3 separate regions of the Homo sapiens genome follow, and regions 2 and 3 are each linked to region 1. Evidence: read pairs that join two places in POLR2A ChIA-PET (ENCODE). Cell type or tissue: MCF 10A. All regions are shown on one strand.

Region 1 (8,000 bases):
GAAAGAAAGCTGCCAAGGCTTCCCACAGGATCCAAGTCCTACAGGCCCAATTCTCAGCCTCCTTCTGGTTCTTTTTCTCTTCCCTACTCTTTGACTCCAGCCACAGTGGCCTTCCTCATTAAGCCAGTGCTTCTGCACATGCATTTCCCACTGCCCAGAACATTCTTACCTTCTGCTTTTGCCTATACAGCAGAAACTGCTAGCTGCGCTCCAGTATCAACTCTCCCTCATCCCTGAGTAACATCTTCAGCTGGGTACATCCTGCTTAGAAAGGAAACTACATTTCCCAGCCTCCTTTGCAGCTAGAGGCACCACATGACTAGGTACAAGCCAATGGGATGTGACGAGGAGAGACGTAGGCAACCTCCAGGTTGTGCCCTTACTCTGCTTTCCTACTGGCTGCCATGTGGACATGGAGATGCATCATCTTGATCCATGCAGATGAGGACAGCAGAGCAACAAGATGGGAGGGGCCTGGGACCCTGATTATTTTGGGGACAGAGCTGCCACACCAGCTGGGATTTTTACATGAGAGAGAAATGAGCTTGTATCTTAACCCACTATATTTGGGGTCTTTGACACACATAGCCAAACCTGTATCATCAAACGGGTTCCCCACTTAAGGAGTCTCCTTTTTTCTCTCCAACCAGATGAAACCCCGCTATTGCACTCACCGGGCACCACGCAGCTCCCCTTCATAGCACTTCCTGATGATTATTCATTTATTTGGCCATTTCCCCAACAAGACTGGGGCTCAAGGAAGGCAGGGAACCATGCTCTGTATACCGCTCGATTCCCAGCATGGAGCCCAGGTAAGGGCTATGCAGGACCCTCAGAGACTGTCACCTGAATGGGACCAGTCAGGCCATGGGACCCATTCATGGGCACTGACCCTCGGAGATTCTACCTCCTGCAAAGAGCTCCTGAGAGGGTCTAAGATACCCACTCACCCAAGTCTTGCCTCGAATTTCCCCAGGACCTACCTGTACACAGAGGTTTAAAAAAAAAAAAGACTATGGGCTGGGAGCAGTGGCTCAAGCCTGTAATCTCAGCACTTTGGGAGGCAGAGGCAGGGGGGATCACCTGAGGTCAGGAGTTTGAGACCAGCCTGGCCAACATGGCAAAACCCGTCTCTACTAAAAATACAAAAAGTAGCCGGGCGTGGTGGCACATGCCTGTAATCCCAGCTACTCGGGGGGCTGAGGCAGGAGAATCACTCGAACCCTGGCAAAGGAGGTTGCAGTGAGCCGAGATCACGCTACTGCACTCCAGTCTGGGCAACAAGACAGAAACTCTCTTAAAAAGAAAAAAAAAAAAAAAAAAGACTGACCAGCTGCCTAAAGAGGAAACAATTATCAGCAATTACTCAGATCCATGTTACATTTCATCTGCAATTAAATATCAATTAACAAAAATGCATCATAATCAAGATGCACCAGCCCACGCAAACAAAAAAATAAAGACTATATGTTTTGTTTTGTTTTTCTGAGACAGAGTCTTGCTCTGTTGCCCAGGCTGGAGTGCAGTGCCATCATCTTGGCTCTCTACAACCTCCTCCTCCCAGGTTCAAGTGATCCTTATGCCTCCCCCTTCCCAGTAGCTGGGATTATAGGCAAGCGCCACCACAGTTAATTTTTGTATTTTTAGTAGAGATGGAGTTTCACCATGTTGGACAGCCTGGCCTTGAACTACTGACCTCAAGTGATCTGCCCACCTCGGCCTCTCAACGTACTGAGATTACAGGTGTGAGCCACCACACCTGGCTGACTGTTTTCAATACAAAAAAAAAAAAGAAAAAATATTAGCTGGGCATGGTGGTGGGCACCTGTGGTCCCAGCTACTCCAGAGGCTAAGGTGGGAGGATTGCTTGAGCCTGAGAGGTCATGGCTGCAGTGGGCCATGATCGTGCCCCTGCACTCCACCCTGAGCAACAGAGGAGATCCTGTCTCAAAATACACATATATATGTTTTTGTAGAATCCCGTTCTTGTTCTTAAAAAATACCATGTATTTATGGCTGGGCACGGTGGCTTAGACCTGTAATCCCAGCACTTTGGGAGGCTGCGGCAGGTGGATCACTTGAGGTCATGAGTTTGAGACCAGCCTGGCCAAAATGGTAAAACCCCATCTCTACTAAAAATACAAAAATTAGCTAGACATAGTGGTGCATGCCTGCAGTCCTAGCTACTCGGCAGGTGAAGGCTGCAGTGAGCAGAGATCACGCCACCTGCACTCCAGCCTGGGTAATAGAGCAAGACTCTGTCTCAAAAAAAAAAATTACTATATCTTTAGGATCTGTGGAGAAGAGAGGCTGAAAATTAAAAACATCAACCTGCCAATAAGATTGTCTCTAGAAGAGGCTGGCCATGGTGGCTCACCCCGGTAATCCCAGGACTTTGGGAGGCCGAGGTAGGCGGATCACCTGAGGTCAGGAATTCGAGACCAGCCTGGCTAACACAGCAAACCCTGTCTCTACTAAAAATACAAAAATTAGCCGGGCATGGTGGTGCATGGTACACACCTATAACCCCAGCTACTCGGGAGGCTGAGGCAGGAGAATCACTTGAACTTGGGAGGTGGAGGTTGCCGTGAGCCGAGATCACTGTACTCCAGACTGGGCAATGGAGCAAGACTCCGTCTCAAAAAAATAATAAAAGAAAATTATCTCTAGAAGGGATTTTCATGTTTCACTCATTTCTGCACTGTTTTCATTCTATACTGTACCCCTTATAACATCAGACAAGACAAAGAGTAGGAGAAAAGACGTCCCTTTAAGTAATTCAATCTCTACCATGTTTATAGTAACAGAAAACCTGGAACTTCCAAAATATGTATATGTCAGCAGTTCTCAGAGTTGTGATAGTCTGGCTTCACACAAATGCTATGATTTAGGTAGTTAAACAAGTTTTTTTTTTGTTGTTTTTTTTTTTTTTGGAGACAGTGCCATGCTGTTGTCCAGGCTGGAGTGCAGTGGTGCAATCATAGCTCACTGCAGCTCAACCTCCCAGGACCAAGCAAACCTCCCGCCTCAGCCTCCTGAGTAGCTGGGACTACAGGCATGTCCCATCATGCCCAGCTAATAATAATAATAATAATTATTATTATTATTATTTTGTAGAGATGGGGTCTTTCTGTTGCCCAGGCTGGTCTCAAACTCCTGGGCTCAAGTGATCCTCCCACTTCAGCATCACTAAGTGCTGGGATCAGACGACAGCAACAGTGCCCAGTCCAAGTTTTCTTAAACCTAAACTACAAATAAAACTGCAGAATGAATCTCCCCACATATCAGTCCAATTTCAGAGCTGAAACCTGATACCCATCTTGTCCAAGAGACTCACCCAGACCTGGCCACCCTACAGACAGATGCTCTATAACAACAGGGTGAATTAACCTGAATCGTCTATACTGATTTTCAAACCTAGGCTCCTGAACTTGGCCTCTTCACCCAGCATACACCTCCCTGGCTTTCTCTGGAGCTACAACATCTCTTCACCCCAGCCTCCTCCACCCCATCCCCATGGCCCTTTGGAGAATATAGAGGGTGTGACTCAGAGGTGAGCCTTTTCTCCAAACACTCCCCTACCAAGTATGCAGAGAACTGGACATAGGCCAGCTTTGTCCCAAGTACCAAGCGTCAAACGGCTCACTCCACGGATCTCAGGGGGCAGGGGACCAAAGTTAAAGATGAAAGAGCCCTATTAAACCACTGCAGGCCAGGCACAGTGGTGCCCACCTGTAATCCCAGCACTTTGGAAGGCTGAGGCAGGAGAACTGCTTGAGGCCAGAAGTTTAAGGCTGCAGTGAGCTATGTTCATGCCACTGCACTCCAGCCTGGGTGACAGGGCAAGACCTCATCTCTAAAAAAAATTAAAAATTAGCTGGGCATGTTGACAAGCATCTATAATCCAAGACACTCGGGAGGGTAAGGCAGGAAGATCGCTTGAGGCCAGGAGTTCAAGGCTGCAGTGAGCCATGATCATACCACTGCACTCCAGCCTGGGCAACAGAGTGAGTCTCTGTCTCTAAAAAAAAAAAAAAAAGAGAGAGAGAAAAGCAAACTACAATTGCAGCACTCAGAGAGATCCTGATCTAACATGCGATCCTGGGTTAGTAAATTAGTGAAGCCTTATCAAAGGGCTCGCAGATAAGCCAACCTAATTATAACTACTGGGTTACCCTTCCCAGTGCCAGACAGCTCCAATTTTCTTCCTGGCCACGGGTCTCCAGCCTTACAAGGCTGATGGAGGAACCCTAGAAAAGCCTGACTTTTTTTTTTTTTTTTAAGATAAAGTCTCTCTGTCACCCAGGCTGGAGTGCAGTGGCACAATCTCAGTTCACTGCAACCTCCGCCTCCTGGGTTCAAGCAATTCTCCCGCCTCAGCCTCCCGAGTAACTGAGATTACAGGTGCCTGCCACCACGCCAGCTAATTTTTGTATTTTTAGTAGAGATGGGGTTTCACCATGTTGGTCATGCTGGTCTCCAACTCCTGACCTCGTGATCCGCCCACCTCGGCCTCCCAAAGTGCTAGGATTACAGTCGTGAGCCACCGCGCCCTGCTGTGCCTGACATTAACATGCACCATCGTCCACTCTGAATAATAACCACAGCAGTAAGTAACCTTAGACCCTGCTAGAACGGTGAGCTGGGCCAGCTCACTTTTAGAAAATAAGACAATGGCTAGAGTGAAGCCTTTTCAGATGTTATTCATTCCACTCCTGAGAACATCATCTAAGGAAATAAGCCAATACGCACTCTACCCATGTGGTATTCAGGACAGTGTTTTCTTTAAAAGAAAAATAAAAATGACTGGGTATGGTGGCTCTCGCCTGTAATCCCAGCACGTTGGGAGGCAGATCACCTGAGGTCAGGAGTTCGAGACCAGCCTGGCCAACATGGTGAAACCCCATCTCTACTGAAAATACAAAAATTAATCAGGCATCATGGTACACATGTGTAATCCCAGCTACTCCAGCGGCTGAGGCAGGAGAATCACCTGAACCCAGGAGGCAGAGGTCACAGGGAGCCAAGATTGCGCAATGCACTCCAGCCTGGGTGATGGTATAAGATGCTGTCTCAAAAAAGTTAAAAAGGGAGAAAGGGGCTGGGCACAGTGGCTCATGCCTGTAATCCCAGCACTTTGGGAGGCCGAAGTGGGCAGATCACAAGGTCAGGAGATCAAGACCATCCTGGCTAACACGGTGAAACTCCGTCTCTACTAAAAACACAAAAAAATTAGCCAGGCGTGGTGGCAGGTGCCTGTAGTCCCAGCTACTTGGGAGGCTGAGGCAGGAGAATGGCGTGAACCTGGGAGGCGGAGCTTGCAGTGAGCCAAGGTCGCACCACTGCACTTCAGCCTGGGCGACAGAACAAGACTCCGTCTCAAAAATAATAATAAAAAAAAAAAAGGAGAAAGAAAACACAGCAACCCAAATGTCAAACCACAGATAATAATTATGTGATTATAGCCCACCAACACAGGGAACTATCGATTGGACATTTATAGGTTTAATTAAAAAGGTTACGTGGGTACATGGGAAAATACTTATTACAGTAAATAAAAACATAGGAGACAGTATGCAAGCTACAAATGCAACCTTGCAAAACTACATACTAGTAAGAACAAGACTCAAATGTTAATATGCCAATAGGAAAACAATAGCCTGTAACAAAATATTTATACAATACAGGTGATGGACAAAGAGGAAAGGTCCCACAATAACAAGAGCCCTTACAAACTAACAGGAAAAAGACAAACTAGTCCAGGCATACCCAAAAAGGACTCAGAAAGACACACTGAAAATACACAAATTGCTGGAAAATATGTTGCAGGATACATAGCTTCTAATTGTAATTGAAATGCAGATGAAAATATATTTTAGCTATCAAATTAACAAACTTTGATCCCAGCACTTTGGGAGGCCAAAGCCGGAGGATCGATTCAGTCCAGGGGTTCAAAACCAGCCTGGGTAACATAGGGAGATCCTGTCTCTACAAAAAATAAATTTAAAAATTAAAAAAAAAAAACTGGCAGAGTAATGATTACAACATAATCCATTTTGATTTAAATGTTATTTAAATTTATAAATATTTATAAAATTTCAAAGAAAAAATACAAGAATACATTGGTTATTGGTTAGCCCAAGAGATTACTGATATGGTCTGGCTCTGTGTCCCCACCTAAATCCCATCTTGAATTGTAATCTGAATTGGAATCCCCACATATTAGGGAAGGGACATCATGGGAGGTGATTAGATCATGGGGACGGTTCCCCCATGCTGTTCTCCTGATCCTTGCTATGCTTTAGCAAAGAGACTGGCAGCATTTTGACCCTGCCCTAGAGATCTGTGGAACTTTGAACTTGAGAGAGAAGATTTAGGGCATCTAGGGGAAGAAATTACTAAGCAGCAAAGCATTCAAGAGGAAGCAGAGCATAAAAGGGTGGAAATTGGCCGGGCGCAGTGGCTCACGCCTGTAATCCCAGCACTTTGGGAGGCCAAGGTGGGCAGATCACTTGAGGTCAGGAATTCGAGACCAGTCTAGCCAGCATGGTGAAATCCTGTCTCTACAAAAATACAAACATTAGCCAGGCATGATGGCGGGTGCCTGTAATCCCAGCTACTCGGGATGCTGAGGCAGGAGAATTGCTTGAACCCAGGAGGCAGAGGTTGCAATGAGCCGAGATCATGCCATTGCACTCTAGCCTGGGCAACAGAGAGAGACTCCATCTCAAAAAAAAAAAAAGTGTGGAAATTTGCAGTCTGACAATGTAAAAAGAAAAACCCATTTTCTGAAGAGAAATTCAAGCCGGCTGCAGAAACTTGCAAAAGTAACAAGGAGCCCAATTCCAAGACAATGGGGAAAATGTCTCCAGGGCATATCACAAACCTTCACAGCAGCCCCTCCCATCACAGGCCTAGGAGGGAAAAACGGTTTCCTGGGCTGGGTCCAGGGCCCCCCTGATGTGTGCAGCCTTAGGACTTGGTGCCCAGCCACTCCAGTCATGGCTAAGAGGAGCCAAGGTACACAGCTCAGGCTGTGCCTTCAGAGGGTGCAAGCCCCAAGCCTCGGCAGCTTCCATGTGGTATTGAGCCTGTGGGTACATAGAACTAAAGAACTGAGGTTTGGAAACCTCCACCTAGATTTCAGAGGATGTATGCAAATGCCTGGATGTCCAGCCAGAAGTTTGCTGCAGGGGTGGAGCCTTTATGGAGAACCTCTACCAATGCAGTAAAGAAGGGAAATATGGGGTCAGAGCCCCCACACAGAGTCCCCACTGGGGTACTGCCTAATGGAGCTGTGAGAAAAGGGCCACCATCCAGAACCCAGAATGGTAGATCCACCTGCAGCTACATCGTGTGCCTGGAAAAGACGGAGACACTCAACGCCAACCTGTGAAAGCAGCCAGGAGCGGGGCTATACCCTGCAAAGCCACAGGGGCAGAGCTGCCCAAGGCCGTGGAAGCCCACCTCTTGCAACAGTGTGACCTGGATGTGAGACACGGAGTCAAAGGAGATAACTATGGAACTTGAAAGTTTTATGACTGGCCTATTGGATTTCAGACTTGCATGGGGCCTGCAGCCCCTTTGTTTTGGCCAATTTCTCCCATTTCAAACGGGTGTATTTATCCAATGCCTGTACCCCCATTGTATCTAGGAACTAACTAACTTCTTTTGATTTTACAGGCTGATAGGTGAAAGAGACTAGATTTTGTCTCAGATGAGATTTTGGACATAGACTTTTGAGTTAATGCTGAAATGAGTTAAGACTTTGGGGAACTGTTGGGAAGGCATAATTGTGTTTTGAAATATGAGAAAGATGAGATTTGGGAGGGGCCAGGGGCAGAATGATATGGCACGGCTCTGTGTCCCCGCACAAATCTCATCTTGAATTGTAATCTTAATTGTAATCCCCACGTGTTGGTGGAGGGACCTCACTGGAGGTGATTAGATCATGGGAGCGGTTCCCCCATGCTGTTCTCCTGATAGTGAGTCCTCAGAAG
Region 2 (8,000 bases), 86 kb after region 1:
ATTTGCTCAAATATATTAAGACTAAATCACTGCAACATGAGAACTATATGTTTTAGTATAAACATGGCTGGTGGTAGTGTAATTGTTTAATAATTTGTCACAATGTTTAGATTAAGAGCTGCTTGAGAGCTGTTTTTGTACCATTTACCTTTTCAACATTTCTTTTCAAAGTATGCCTAAGAATGACAAATTTACTCTGTAACTGAAGCCTTAATATTTTATATCGAACAGTTTTAAAGGACACCTTGGAAAAAAAGGGGGTATTAGGGCATTTAAAAGCAAGGATCCGAGCTGAAGTTTTCAATGCCCTAGATGATGACCGTGAACCCCGACCATCATTGTCTCATGAAAACCTTCTAATTAATGAATTAATTCGAGAGTATTTAGAATTCAACAAATATAAGTATACAGCATCTGTCCTCATAGCAGGTAAGTGGTTATTATTTATCACATAAAATCTGTTTCTCCCCTTTCCCCAATTCTCAGAAACTGTTTATCCTAGAAATCTAATTCCCTTACCAGATAGTGCCATCTGGGTGACTGGGACACAAAAATCACATGGGTTCTTTCTGTAGCTTAAACAGATTCTTACAAGAGAAAATACATAACTAAATAATCACTTAAACTAGGCATATACTTGGAAAAATCATCTATAATTCCTGTAACCGAGAATAAACAATTGTTGACGTTTTGTCCTGTTTGCCACCAGTTTTTTCCTGTGTATTAAGCTTTAAAAATATACGCTGATTAAGTATATTATTTGTTAAAAAATAGGCTGGGTAGGTGGCTCACACCTGTAATCTCAGTGCTTTGGGAGGCCGAGGCAAGATTACTTGAGCCCAGGAGTTCGCGACCAGCCTGGGCAACACAGGGAGACCCCATCTCTGGAAAAGAGTTTTTAAAATTAGCCATGCATGGTGGCACGTGTCTGTTGTCCTAGCTGAGGCTGAGCAGGGGTCGGGGAGGGGGTGATCATGTGAGCCCATGTGCTCTGGGCTTTAGTGAGCCATGATCGCATCACTGCACTCCAGTCTGGGCAACAGAGAGAGACCCTGTCTCTTTTTTCTTTTTCCAGAGACAGAATCTCACTCTGTTGCAAAGGCTGGACTGCAGTGGTGCGATCATGGCTTATTGCAACTTTCACCTCCTGGGCTCAAGCAGTCTTCCTGCGTCAGTCTCCTGAGTAGCTGGGACCACAGGTGCATGCCTCCATGCCCAGCTAAATTTTTTTATTATTTATAGAGATGAGCTCTCACTATGTTGCCCAGCCTGGTATTGAACTCCTGGGCTCAGGTGATCCACCTATCTCACACTCCCCAAATGCTGGGATTACAGGCATGAGCCACTGCACCCAACCCCTGTCTTTTTTTTCTTTCTTTTTTTTTGAGACGGAGTCTCACTCTATTGTGATCTCAGCTCACTGCATCCTCCGCCTCCTGGGTTCAAGCAGTTCTCCTGCCTCAGCCTCCCGAGTACCTGGAACTACAGGTGTGTGCTGCCAGGCCCGGCGAATTTTTGTATTTTTTAGTAGAGACGGGGTTTCACTATATTGGACAGGCTGGTCCAACTCCTGTCTCTTAAAAGAAAAAAAACTGTCCCTGTCTATATATAGATATGTAGATATATGTCTATTTGTGTGTGTGTGTGTGTGTATCTAGATAGATAGATAGATAGATAGATAGATAGATAGATAGATAGATAGATATAATGGAGATAAAACTTTGAAATATTACTACTATGTAGTGCTTAGGTACATTTACAAATGTATGTATCTAAAAGCATGGTATTTATAAAGGACTAGGCTGGTATATTAGGTTGTTTTTGGATTGCTATAAATAAACACCTGAGACTGGGTAATTTATGAAGAGAAGAGGTTTTTTTGTATGTTTGTTTGTTTGTTTGTTTGTTTTGAGACAGAGTCTTGCTCTGTCACCCAGGCTGGAGTGTGGATTGATCTCGGCTCACTGCAACGTCTACCTCCTGGGTTCAAGTGATTCTCCTGCCTCAGCCTCCCAAGTAGCTGGGACTACAGGCCATGCCCAGCTAATTTTTTGTATTTTTAGTAGAGACAGGGTTTCACCGTTAGCCAGGATGGTCTCAGTCTCCTGACCTCGTGATCCGCCCTCCTCGGCCTCCCAAAATGTTGGGATTACAGGCGTGAGCCACCGCACCCGGTTGAAGAAAAGAGGTTTACTTGGCTCACGGTTCTGCAGACTGTACAAGCATGGCACTGGCATCTGCTTAGCTTCTGGGAGGCCTCAGGGAGCTTTTGCTCACTGCAGCAAGCACGTTACATGGTGAAGGCAGGGGCCAAGGGTGGGGAAGGTTAGTGCCACACACTTATAAATGACCTGTTCTCATGAGAACCCACTCACTGTGGTAAGGACAGCACCAGGCCATGAGGGATCCACCCCCATGACCCAAACAACTCCCGCCAGGTCCCACTTCCAACACTGGGGAGTGCGTTGCAACATGAGATTTGGGCGGAGACAAATATCCAGACTCTAGCAGCGGGAAACTCCAAACTCATCCTAGTGATAGGAGGCAGAGAATGATATTGGGGGTTGGGGGTGGGGAGATAAAGATAAATTCCCTTTATCTGTTGAATTTTATTTCTTGAGAAATAAATTTGCTCTTCAAGTGTAACAGTTATTGAGTGGTGAGAATATTTTTAATATCTTCTGCTGACTTTTAAATGTCTTCTTTCAAAAAAGTGAGGAGAGACTGGATGGATATAAATAAGTCAGAATCCTGGTTACCCCTGGACTTGGTGGGGTGGGGGATGCAGCTGGGGGTTGGTCTGAGGCACCCTGAATGTGTGTCATCGGATTCCCTCGTTTCAGGTTCCATCTCTGCTTTGACTACTTCATGCCTCAGCAAAGAAGCGAGGCCAGGAAGTAGATTTTGCAAGAGAGAATGAATTCTTTGTGAAGTTAGAATTTTTCGTTACAGATCCTTTATTTAATATTAAACATACGTCTGAACTACATAAAGACTCATGATTTTTATGGTTTAAGGATCTTTGATATCAGCATCTCTGCTTTCCTTTGTTTGTTATAGATGGCTGTATGATACCAGTTACACCCAGAAAAGAAGAAATTATGAAAATAGTGGGGACTTGGGATTCACTAGAATGAAATATAGTGACAGTAGTCAAGTTTTCATATTAAATGGTTTGGCTTTTTTTAAAAAACTGGGATATAATTTACATACAATAAAATTTACCTTTTAAACTGTACAGTTCTGTACTTTAGTCAAATGCCTGCAGTTGTGTAATTACTACCAGATCACAATCAAGATATCACCAGCCTTTTTGGCACCAGGGACTGGTTTCATGGAAGACAATTTTTCCATGGACCTGGGAGGATGGTTCGGGATGATTCAAGCATACTCCATTTATTGTGCATTTTATTTCTATGATTGTGTTGTAATATATAATGAAATAATTATAACTCACCATAATGTAGAATCAGTGGGAGCCCTAAGCCTGTTTTCCTGCAACTAGATGGTCCCATCTGGGGGTGATGGGAGGCAGTGAGAGATCATCAGGCCTTAGATTCTCATAAGGAGTGCACAGCCCAGATCCCTCGCATGTGCAGTTCACAATAGGGTTCACGCTTCTATGAGAATCTAATTCTGCCAACAGGAGGCTGAGCTCAGGCAGTGATGCTAGTGATGGGCAGCAGCTGTAAACACAGATCAAGCTTCCCTCACTTGCTTGCCCACTCCTCACCTCCTGCTGTGTGGCCCAGTTTCTAATCTGTGGCTCGGGGGTTGGGGACCCTTGCTGTAGATGGAACCGTACATGATGTAGCCTTTTGAGTCTGCCTTTTTTCACTTAGTGTAATACATTCAAGATTCAGCCATGTTTGTTTTTCCTTTGAACACTGTTCTATTGTGTGGCTGTGCTAGTTTGCTCATCTATGACCAGTTGATGGGCATTGAGTTGTTTCTAGTTTTAGCAGTTAGGAATCAAGCTGCCATAAACATTTACATACAGGTTTTTGTGAGAACATAAGTTTTCATTAATCTTGGGTAGAAAGCTAAGAGTGAGATTGCTGGGTTGTGTGGTTAAGTGCACGCTCACCTTTATAAGAAAACTGCTCAACTGTTTTCCAAAGTGCCTGTACCATTGTGCTTTCCCACCAGCAAAGTGTGAAAGTTCCAGCTGCCCCACACTTCAGGTTAACTTTAATTTTTATTTATAAGTATTGTCACCAAGTGGATATTCTTTTCAAAAATAAGTTATTGATAAACAGACTTCCAAAATTTAGTATTATAATTTGGATATAGAAATGGTATTTTTCCAACCAAACACTGGGGAATTTAAAAAGTGAATTTATGTTAAACTGTATTAAGACATGCATTTAACAAAAGAGATATTTTGAAAGTCATAAAATCACAGGCAATTTGATCTGTCTTGGTGTGTGTTGTCATCATTCTTCCAAAATCTAAAAAGTGTATGTCTGGTAAATGTGATTCTTTTCAAAATCTTATTTGCTTTTTAGTTTAATAGACTGAGTGTTCTCATGAATTTATTTCTCCCAGAATCTGGTCAACCTGTAGTTCCGTTGGACAGACAGTTTCTCATCCATGAACTAAATGCATTTGAAGAATCAAAGGATAATACAATGTAAGACATTTTTTTAAAGAAGTTTCCACATATTGTATTGAGTCATAATTGCACCATGGTGGTTTTACTTCATTTTAATTCAAGTATTTATTCAGATCTAGTGTGTGTCAAGCATTGTCCTAAATCCAGGGTGTGCAGCAGTGAATAAGTCAGATGAGATCTGTGTTTGCTGAAGCTACAATTACATGGCTTCAGAGTGACTCAGCATCTTCTTTCTGGAGTTAGCTCCTTTTGACTTCTTGATCCTTTGTCCTTCTAAGGCTTTGTTTGTTTTTTAATTTATAATTTCAACTTTTATTTGTATTTTCAAATTATTTTTGTAGAGGCAAGGCCTCGCTTTTTTGCCCAGGCTGGTCTCGAACTCCTGACCTCAAGTGATCTTCCTGCCTTGGCCTCCCAAAGTGCTAGGGTTGCAGGTGTGAGCCCTCCATGCCTGGCCTCTGAGACTTTGCCTTGTCAGTTGTTTTCTTCATATTTAACTCTTCCTTCACTCCAACTTAGGAATGTACTCAGATCTCTCCTCTCCTAAAACAAAAACAAAAACAAAAACAAAAACTATGAACTTCCAACCCCAAGCTTCTGCTCGAATACCTTTTTCTACCAAGATTACTGAATCAGCCCACTGCTTTCGTTACTATTACTCTGTCCTTTGCCCTCTGTGTACCTCCTCTCACCAACTATGCTCTTGAAAAGGAGGATGACCACTTTCTAGTTTTCTTAGTTTTTTTCTATTTCAGTGTTTCTTAAACTTTTTCTGGAGAGTCCCTGTATAGCCAAAAAAAAAAAAAAAAGTACATAGGAGACCTGAGAACATAGCTTAAAGCAGCCTTTTTTTAAATCTAGAACTTTCTTTGAAGCCTTACGTTTTCTCATCCTAAAAGTTCTTAAGGCCAAGTGAGGTATCTCGTGCCTGTAATGCCAGCACTTTGGAAGGCTGAAGTGGAAGGATCACTTGAGCTCAGGAGTTCAAGACTAGCCTGGACAACATGGGGAAACCCCATCTCTAGCCAGACGTGGTGGCTCATGCCTGTAGTCCCAGCACTTCAGAGGCTGAGGCAAGTGGATCACCTGAGGTCAGGAGTTTGAGACCAGCCTGGTCAACATGGCGAAACCCCATCTCTACTAAAAATAACAAAAAGATTAGCAAGGCATGGTGGCGTGTGCCTGTAGTCCCAGCTGCTAGGGAGGCTCAGGCATGAGAATCGCTTTAACCTGGGCAGCGGAGGTTGCAGTGAGCCAAGATCACACCACTGCACTCTAGCCTAGGTGACAGAATCAGACCCTGTCTCAAAAAAAAAAAAAAAAGTTCTGAAAGTTGTTTGCTTTACTATATAAATGTTTTAAATGACATTCCAGTTAAATCTAACTCTCCCACAAATCCTTGTGTAAAATTAATGTTCCAGGATCATATACTACCTTTGTCATTGTGTGTATAGTGAAGTCCCTGTTGCTTAGCGTAGCACTTTACACCTCTTTCTACCCGTCTGTTGTTCTATCTGCTCACACCTGATTTCTGATTATGCCTGGAAGACACTTTGCAACTTTATGCTGCTTTGCCTTGTAAACCATTCCCTTATCCTAGAAGCCCTACATCACCTTTCTCCCTCTTCTATTGGAGCATCTTAACTTCTATTGGAGCATCTTTCCTTTCTGTTGGCCCTGTTCAGATAGTAACTCCTTTATGGCATTTTCCTCTTTCTCTTCCTCTCATCTTCCCTTGTTTCTTTTTTTTTTCTTTTTTCCTTTTTGTGAGATAGGGTCTCGCTCTGTCGCCCATGCTGGAGTGCAGTGGCCCCATCTCAGCTCACCGCAATCTCCTCCTGGGTTCAACTGATTCTGCCTCAGCCTCCTGAGTAGCTGGGATTACAGGTGTGCACCACCATGCCCAGCTAATTTTTTTTCATATTTTTTTGTAGAGATGGGGTTTCACCATGTTGGCCAGGCCGGTCTCGAACTCCTGGCCTCAAGTGATCTGCCCACCTCCACCTCCCAAAGTGCTGTGAGGTTTTTTTGTTTGTTTTTTCAAGGCAGGGTTTCACTCTGTTGCCCAGGTCTCTAGAGTGCAGCGGCTTGATCATGGCTCACTGCAGCCTCGAACTCCTGGGCTCAAGCGATTCTCCCACCTCAGCCTCCCATGTAGCTGGAATTACAGGCATACGCTGGCATGCACCATCATGCCTGGCCAATTTTTGTATTTTTTTTAGAAATGGTGTTTTACCATGTTAGCCAGGCTGGTCTCCAATTCCTCAGCTCAAGTTATCCACCTACCTTGGCCTTCCAAAGTGTTGGGATTACAGGCATGAGCCACTGCACCTGGTAACAAGTGTTTTGAAAAGTATAAAAATTGTATAATTGAGAACAGTGGGAAAAATAATTGGGGGAATCTAAGCGTGACTTAGGATGAGCAGTGAGTTATTACATCATTTAATACAAGACATCATTTTACATTTAGCAGTTGATGGAAATAAGCAATGACTATTACTGGCTTCTTGGTAGCTTTTGAGATACCTACTTCAGATGAAAGTATTAAGAAGTTTGTGCTCACTTTAACAGCACATAAACTAAAATTGGAGCGGTACAGAGATTAGCATGGCCCCGGCAAAGGGATGACACGCAAATTCGTGAAATGTTTGATATTTTTTTAAAAAAGAAGGCCGGGCGCATTGGCTCACGCCTGTAATCTCAGCACTTTGGGAGGCCGAGGCGGGCAGATCACGAGGTTAGGAAATGGAGACCATCCTGGCTAACACGGTGAAACCCCGTCTCTGCTAAACATACAAAAAATTAGCCGGGCAAGGTGGCGGATGCCTGTAGTCCCAGCTACTTGGGAGGCCGAGGCAGGAAAATGGGCGTCAAACGGGGAGGTGGAGCTTGCAGTGAGCCGAGATCGTGCCACTGCACTCAGCCTGGGCGACAGAAGCGAGACTCCGTTTCCAAAAAAAAAAAAAAAAGTAAGTTTGAGAGAGGATGAGGAAGCAAAAAAAAAAGTTGCTAAAACGGCTTTATTTTTTAAAAGTTAGGTAACTTCTTTAAGCCCTTGTTTCTCACACTTCAGTGATTGGCATTCACAGAGTTTGCCATAGTCACATATTACTCATATTATTTACTTACAGATCTGCAGTGCTGCATCTGAAACCACTGAGGCCAGATACATGTTTGAAAATCCAAATGCTGTCGGGTTTTAAAATGACATGCCTGTAGTCCTAGCTACTTAGGAGGGTGAGGCAAGAAGATTACTTAAATCCAGGAGATTGAGGCTGCAGTGAGCCATGATCTTGCTGCTGCACTCCAGTGTGGGCCACACAGCGAGAGTTCTTTTTTTTTTTTTCGAGACAGAGTCTCACTCTGTCGTCCAGGCTGGAGTGCA
Region 3 (8,000 bases), 56 kb before region 1:
CAGCTTAACAAGACCCTCAAATCCTAACCTTCCCTCGGCCCAGTAAAACTAAGTCCCCAGCCACTGGTAGAAAACCTGCCCTGCAAATGCAACAAGGACATTGACAGACAGAACACTGCACAGTTTTTTGTTTTTTGTGTTTTGAGACTGAGTCTCACTCTGTCGCCCAGGCTGGAGTGCAGTGGCCCGATCTCGGCTCACTGCAACCTCCACCTCCCAGGTTCAAGCAATTCTCCTGCCTCAGCCTCCTGAGTAGCTGGGATTATAGGCATCTGCCACCACACCTGGCTAATTTTTGGATTTTTTGATAGAGATGGGGTTTCACCATGTTGGCTAGGCTGGTCTCGAACTCCTGACCTCAACTGATCCGCCTATCTCGGCCTCACAAAGCGCTGGGATTACAGGCATGACCCACCGCGCCCAGCAATTGCCATTTCTAATTTGCACACTCAAAGAGCTTTGTCAAATTCTTCTCCTCAGGCCGCCTCTCTTCTATGGATCTAAACACAGATTTTCAGATTATCTCAAGTGACCGATAGGGAGGCCAACACAGGGTCCCCCCTTCACTGGCAAAAAAAAAAAAAAAAAAAAAAAGGAAATAGCCTTTTTTTTTTTTTTTTTTTTTTTGAGACGGTTTCACTCTCATCGCCCAGGCTGCAGCGCAATGGTGCGTTCTCAGCTCACTGCAGCCTCCGCTTCCCAAATTGAAACAGTTCTCCTGCCTCATCCTGCCACATAGCGGGGATTACATGGTGCACACCACCATGCCTGGCTAATTTTTGCATTTGTAGTACAGACGGGGGTTTTATCATGTTGGCCAGGCTGGTCTCAAACTCCTGACCTCAAGCGATCCACCCACCTCGGCCTCCCAAAGTGCTGGGATTACAGGCATGAGCCACTGCACCCGGCCTGGAAACAGCCTCTATCTGACGTGGAAGGCCTTACTTGACAACAAAGACAACTAACTTCTGAAGTAGGTCAAGGATTGACAATAAAAAAGGAGGAAAAAAAATCATGGGGCACTGGATTGTAATCCAGGGAGCATGTCATTTAACCCAAACCAAGGAGAATCTTTTGACATCACACACTAGGTACAAAAGACAGAGCCACCTCCAGGGGGTTTCCCAGCCTCAGACACTGAAATACAGTAACTCCTGTCCCAGATAGCATGAAAGCAGCTTGTGAACTGGTCCCTCTTTCATTTGAAATGAAAACAATTCAGAGAAGTCCTGGCTGAAGGCAGAGGGAGGAAAAGCCTGATTCATCCAAACAGAGTGATGTGTTCTTTGGCATCCACCATATTGACATCTACGTTTGGTACCAGATGAGCTGGCCAGAAACCCTGTGGTTTGAACCAATTAGGTACGGCAGCCCCAGGCACTGATTCTTGGAGCGCAGGGTAGTTTAAGGACCTTGTCTGGGTCTTTCAGCATGTTGACCTGTTTGTCAGAAACACTCTCAGCTTTTAGTTCTAACGGGTTTTCTGCTGGTTACCTCCGCTCTGCACTGCCAAAGTGCCCCCCACAACCCCTGCACCCAGCAGGAGGCAATGCGTGCAGCAGCAATAATGTTTAGAGCAGTGATCCTCAAACGCAGCTCTGTCACCAGCATCGGTGGCACCTGGGAACTTGTTGGGAACCGCAGATGCTCGGGCCCCACCCAGACCTACTGCATCAGAAACTGTGTGGGTGGGGACCAGCAATCTGTGTTTCAAGCGTGAGAACCCAGTGGGAGGGTTCCTGACACATCACCACTCTGACCCTCAGTGTCTTCATCTGTCAAGTGGGGAGACTGATCATCCTGCCCTACTGTGAGGACTAAATAAATAATACAGTGCACCCAGCTGTTATCCTTATTATTAGACGGAGCCTAAATGTCCAGCAGTAAGAGATTTGCCAGTATAACGTAAACACTGGTGATTTGTTTGCCCTGTTGCTTACCAACTGTGCAAAATGCCTCCCTGCCCAGGACCTCCGTTTCCTCTACTGGAGCACACCCCAGAATCTTTGCCCATGCCCTTTGCCCATCAACTTGTCTGTTTTCTTTGTTTTTTTGTTTCAAGAGATGGGGTCTCACTATGTTGACCAGATTGGTCTCAAGAAATCTTCCCCCCTAAGCCTCCCAAAATGCCAAGACTACAGGTGTGAGCCACGCACCTGGCCCTTTTTCTGGTTTTTGATGCTGTAGTGGGCACAGGGGAATATCCTGGCTCAGCCTCCCTCTCTACCTGCCTGGGTGCCTGCAAAGGCTTTTTAAGTGCCACCGACCTCACCCCCATGTCCAATGTATCCTCTTCCTTTGAGCCTGAGGATCTTCCACAACCTGTCCAACCTGAGTGTGTCATTCCACTGGTGAAAAACCTTTCCTCAGCTCCCACCACAGTAGGGTTAAAATTCCAAGTCCTGGCTGGATGTGGTGGTTCACCCATCCCTGTAATCCTAGCATTTTGGGAGGCCAAGGCAGGGCATCACTTGAGCTCAGGAGTTCAAGACCAGCCTGAGTAACATACAGAAACCCCATCTCTACCAAAAACAGAAAAAGTTACTTGGGCGTGGTGGCACGCAACTATGGTCCCAGCTACTTGCGAGGCTGAGGTGGGAGGATCGCTTGAGCCCCGGAGGTGGAGGGCACGGTGAGCTGAGATGGCACCACCGCACTCCAACCTTGGTGACAGAGTGAAACTCCATCTCAAAACAAACAAACAAACAAAAAATTCCAAGTCCTTATTGTGACACATAATTGCACCCTTGATCTCTGATGCTGACTCTTGCCTCTCTTTTCGCTTACATCCTAGCCCTTCCAATCTAGCCAAGCAGAATTCTTTTTTTCTTTCTTTCTTTTGAGACAGAGTCTTGCTCTGTCGCCCAGACTGGAGTACAGTGGCGCGATCTCGGCGCACTGCAACCTCCGCCTCCCGGGTTCAAGCAATTCTCCTGCCTGAGCCTCCCGAGTAGCTGGGATTACAGGCATGCACCACCACACCCAGCTAATTTTTTTATGATCAGTAGAGACGGGGTTTTACCACGTTGGCCAGGCTGGTCTTGAGCTCCTAGTCTCAGGTGATCTGCCTGCCTCGGCCTCCCAAAGTGCTGGGATTACAGGCATGAGCCACTGCACCCAGCCTAGCCAAGCCGAATTCCAAGTGATTCCCAACACCCACAAGCTCCCTCAACTGGACCTTTGCACATGCCAGTTGCTCTACCAGGAGCACCCTCCCACCCCACCACCTCCAAACATATTCACCTGGCCAGAGCCTCGCATTCCTTAGACTTGAGCATCCCCTCTCCTCCCTGGATGCTAGCCCTGGAGCCCCAGGCTGAGTCAGGGACCACTCTCCCAGCCCCCACAACTCCCAGCACTTCCCTCCCTCAGAGCCCCCACTGTCCATCCTGCAGTTGTTGGTTCAACTGCCTGCCACCCACCTTCCATCTCTCCTCCAGGGCAGTGGTCAAGGTCTGTTTCTTTCTAGCTCAGCCCCTGGCACAACACCTGATTATTAAATGACTGAAAGCATGACGGAGAAATGGAAAGAAAATGGAGTTTCAACGCTTTAATCAACGGTCCAAGATCAGGCCTTGGTGGGTGGGGACAGAGACTGATCATGAAGGGGCACGAGGGAACTTCCTGGCGTCCTTGCAGTGTTCTATATCTTGACAGGGGTTTAAAGTATTCCTTTACCAAGATTCATCAAATGCTAACTTGAGATCAGCAATTTCACTGTATGTAAATTTTAAGCAAAAAACTCAGAAGTGTAAACAGATCTTAAACTCTAGCTAATGATTTACTTGGAAGTGGGTGCATGAAAGAATACTAATATATTTCGAAGGAAGTTTCAGATATCAAAAAAACTAGGTTCAGTGGCTCAGGCCTGTAATCCCAGTATTTTGGGAGGCTGAGGTGGGAGGATGGCTTGAGGCCAGGAGTTCAAGACCAGACTGGGCAACATAAGGAGCCCTCACGCCTACAAAAAATTTAAAAATTAGCCAAACACAGTAGTGTGCACCTGTAGGGCCCAAGCTACCTGGGAGGCAGAAGCGGGAAGATCATTGGAGCCCAGGAGTTGGAGGCTGCAGTGAGCTATGATCACACCACTGCACTCTAGTCTGCGAGACAGAGTGAGACCCTATCTCAAAAACAAAAAACAAAACAAAAGTAGCCGGTTGGCTGGCTGATTAGCTATCTGGTTAGACAGACAGATATGTGACAAAGCAAGTTTAGCAAAATGTTAACTGTGGCTCTAGGTACCAACTATATGACTGCTCACAGTAGAATTCTTTCGACTTTTCTGTAGGTTTAAGAATGTTCATAGTAAAATGCTGGGGGGAAAATATTACATATTATACAGACAGGACTAAAAATACCTCTTACTGCAAACGAGCTGAGTAGCTTTCACTGAATGTTCCAAACCAGTGATTTGCAACCCTGAACCACCTGGAGATCTTGTTAAAATGAGTTTGACTTGGTAGGTCTGGGATGAGGCCTGAGACCCAGCATTTCTAGCAAGCTTCCGGGGGATGTCGAGCATTCCAACTGGTCCAAGGACCTCTGCTTTCAGCTGGGACCTAATAAATGATCTCCTTTGGCCTTGATCCCCTTATCTACAAGACCCTCCTCCCCCAAACCTAAACCACAGACTCAGTGCCAATGAGAAAAAAGGCAGGAGACTGGGGACCGGCCGGAGCTCTGGCAGTCTTGGTCAGCCCTGCCCAGGCTCCCAAAAGCCTCGGCAGCCCCAGAGCCAGAAGGACAGATGGGAGGAGCCCCACCAAGCAGCCAGGGCTGGAATAGACATCTGAGTCATGGAGTGGGAGCAGGGCCAGCTGGGGAGGATTGGCCGACTCAGTGACTCAGCACGAAGTGGCCTGGAGGAGCCAGCCCTGCCAGCTCCCACCCACGCCCTGCCTGACCTGACCCCAGCCGCCCCAGGCCTTGGCTGATCACTCTGAGGACAGGCGACAGGTGATGGATGGCCTGCTGCTGCTCTGAGGATGGGAGAGCAGCAAGCCTGGACTCTCCCCATCTTCCTGGCTCCACTGTGATTCAATCCCTGAGAGTGATGGGAAAACAAGCAAACAGGTTGTCCCGTTGTCCTCCTCCCCAGATCACAGGGCTCAGGTCTGGGACAGAGAGAGGAGGTGAAGCCAACAACAAATCGAGTTGCAACCCGTTTTCAAGAAGGGGCTGCTGACGTCCCCAAAGGAAGAGCACCGAGCCCAAAGCCACAAGTCTAGCTGATTCTCACAGGACCTGGTTCCTACCCTTCCTTGCCCCCATCTCAATTGCTAGGCTACGTTGCTAGGTAGTTATGTGGTTATTTTGTTTGTTTGTTTGTTCATTTGTTCGTTGTTTGTTTGAGACAGGGTCTCAGTCTGTTGCCCAGACTGGAGCGATCTCAGCTCACTGCAACCTCCGCCTCCCGGGCACAAGCAATTCTCCTGCCTCTGCCTCCTAAATAGCAGGGATCACAGGTGCTCAACACCATGCCCAGCTAATTTTTGTATTTTTAGTAGAGATGGGATTTCACCATGTTGGTCAGGCTGGTCTCAAACTCCTGATCTCAGGTGATCTACCTGCCTCGGCCTCCCAAAGTGCTGGGTTTATAGGTGTAAGCCACCACACCTGGCCTTGAACAAGATTTTTAAAAGCACTTAGCATCACTGAATTGCATACTTAAAATGGTTAAAATGGCAAATCTTAGGTTACATATATTTAACCCCCCAAAATGCAACATTAAAAAAAAAAATAAGGCTCTTGACACCATGCCAAGCCTTCAGAACATCTGTGCATACATCAGTCCCCTTCCTCTTTCTTGCTGGTAATACTTGAACAGGATGAAGGCAGAGAAGCAGCTTAATCTGATGTCCTGTGAGGCCTCATGCACACTTCACCCTTATGCAAGACATAATATACGTGCCACATGTACTGAGCACCTCCCCATATAACACAACAATAAATTACCACTACAGGCCCACCGTGTGCCTGGCTGTGTCTTAGGCACTGAGGTTACAAGGTGGATACTGCCACGTGAAGCCTCTAGCCTAACACAAAGCCATTATTTAGCCAAGACCCTCCCATTCAGCAGTTACAACCAAGCGAAGTGACATGATTGTGCACAACAGCCAGTCGTGAGTTCGAATCTCTGCTCTACTACTCAGGTCGAGCAAGGCACTTATGTCTGCGATTGTTTGTCTGTAAAATGAGAAAAATAGTACCAAGTTCACCAGGACTGCTGTGAGAGTCAAGTGAGACATGCATATAAAGAACTTAGCATAGTGCTAGCCAGTACACCGCAAGCATCTAATAAATGTCGATTCCCGTCCTTGCCTTGCATAGGAAGAAAGAATGCCTGCAAATGGAAAGGGGACAAAAAAGGAAGCTAAAAAGTCATCAGAGCTAAAGAAATGCTTAGACCAGGGGTGGACAAACTTCTTCTGTAAAGGGTCAGATGGTAGGTATCTTAGACTTTGTGGGTGCTACAGTCTCTGTAGCAACTACACAACTCCACTGCTGCAGCTCCAGACACCTGTAGACACTATGTGATGAACGCGAGTGGCTGTGTTCCAATAAAACTTTATTTACAAAAACAGGCAGCAGGCCAGATTCGGCCCATGGGCTACTGGCTAACTCCTGGTCTAAACTCTAATCTGCAAAAAGGTAAATGGCAACCCCATGGGGTTCCTGAACAGGAACCCAGAGGGAAGTTCAGGCTTCCTGGACAGAGAGTGTCAGCCAATCAAAGTGTTCTCTCCTGGACAGGTGCACAAATGTCAGAAATGCAGCAGCCTGCACACCCACATTTGACACCCTGCTGGATCTCACTGCACAAGAGGCAGACCACAGCCGGGCACGGTGGCTCAAGCCTGTAATCCCAGCACTTTGGGAGGCCAAAGTGGGCGGATCACTTGAAGTCAGGAGATCGAGACCATCCTGGCCAACACGGTGAAACCCCATCTCTACTAAAAATACAAAAACTAGCCAGGCATGGTGGTGTGCGCCTGTAGTCCCAGTTACTCAGGAGGCTGAGGCAGGAGAATTGCTTGAACCTGGGAGGCAGAGGCTGCAGAGCCAAGATCATGCCACTGCACTACAGCCTTGGCGACAGAGCGAGACTGCAAAGAGACAAACCACAGTGTCTTCCACCATCTTGGAAGACCAGCAGTGACACAGGAGGAGCCGAGCTGGGGGAGATGACACAGAAACAGAAAACAATGACTGGGGAGAAGAGTCAGGGTGTCCCAGCCCCACAACAGTGTAGCCTTTTAGCCGCCAGAGCTGAGAGCTTCATGTCACCCAGGGTGGCAGAGCAAATCCCAGGCCCAGGCTGCCAGGAATGCAGAAAGCACAAAAAAAGGTCCAAGTCAGATCTGTGAGTCACCCTGGTACACACACGCCCAGGGGAGAAGTGAAAGGGAATTTATCCAGATTCCCAAGGGAGATCAGAAATTAAGAAAGTCCCTCCTTCAAAAAGCTTCCAGAACCATCCATGGCAAGAGAGCTCTTCCCAGGCTCCCAGAGGAAGCTTGATGGGTTGGGTGATCCCCACGCCAGCCAGGCAGCCCCAACCAGACTCTGTTTACCCTGAGCAATCCAAGGTCTGCAGCCACCCAGTTGAGGTGTGACTTGTTTTGTATAAATCCCAGTTCTAAAGAATGGCTCGGCCAGACACGGTGGCTCACACCTGTAATCCCAACATTTTGGGAGGCCGAGGCGGGTGGATCACTTGAGGTCAGGAGTTCGAGACCAGCCGGGCCAAGATGGTGAAGCCCCATCTCTACTAAAAATGCAAAAATTAGTCGAGCATGGTGATGGGCGCCTGTAATCCCAGCTACTCAGGAGGCTGAAGCAGAAGAATCGCTTGAACCCAGGAGGCGGGGTTGCAGTGGGCCGAGATCATGCCACTGCACTCTAGCCTGGGCAACAAGAGCAAGAATCCGTCTAAAAACAAAACAAAACAACAGAAAAAAACAACAAACAAAAGACAAAAAAGAATAGCCCAACAT

The links. Peaks named below come from ENCODE experiments on the same cell type or tissue, not always from the same donor. Only the 100,000 strongest peaks of a DNase experiment are listed, where the experiment ranks them.
Region 2: POLR2A ChIA-PET joins it to region 1 with 13 read pairs; 29 of 35 experiments call an interaction of 5 or more read pairs at or near these places.
Region 3: POLR2A ChIA-PET joins it to region 1 with 10 read pairs; 16 of 35 experiments call an interaction of 5 or more read pairs at or near these places.

Annotation. Positions count from the first base shown.
Region 1 is chr16:15,962,691-15,970,690 of GRCh38, reverse strand. All of the region lies in intron 1 of ABCC1 (ATP binding cassette subfamily C member 1 (ABCC1 blood group)), which reads right to left. Among named protein-coding and RNA genes, the nearest start is that of ABCC1, 17 kb to the right of the region's middle. RefSeq lists an enhancer at 1-516. In MCF 10A, no CTCF peak of the experiment used is centred here; a DNase peak (open chromatin) is centred at 3,560.
Region 2 is chr16:15,876,437-15,884,436 of GRCh38, reverse strand. It overlaps CEP20 (centrosomal protein 20), which reads left to right. Exons shown (of 5, transcript NM_144600.4): 2 at 232-429; 3 at 4,549-4,633. It also overlaps the pseudogene RNU6-213P. Among named protein-coding and RNA genes, the nearest start is that of CEP20, 8.2 kb to the left of the region's middle. RefSeq lists enhancers at 4,671-4,965, 4,406-5,605. In MCF 10A, no CTCF peak of the experiment used is centred here; a DNase peak (open chromatin) is centred at 4,756.
Region 3 is chr16:16,019,060-16,027,059 of GRCh38, reverse strand. All of the region lies in intron 5 of ABCC1 (ATP binding cassette subfamily C member 1 (ABCC1 blood group)), which reads right to left. Among named protein-coding and RNA genes, the nearest start is that of ABCC1, 73 kb to the right of the region's middle. RefSeq lists an enhancer at 4,694-4,988. In MCF 10A, no CTCF peak of the experiment used is centred here; DNase peaks (open chromatin) are centred at 1,289, 4,799 and 7,399.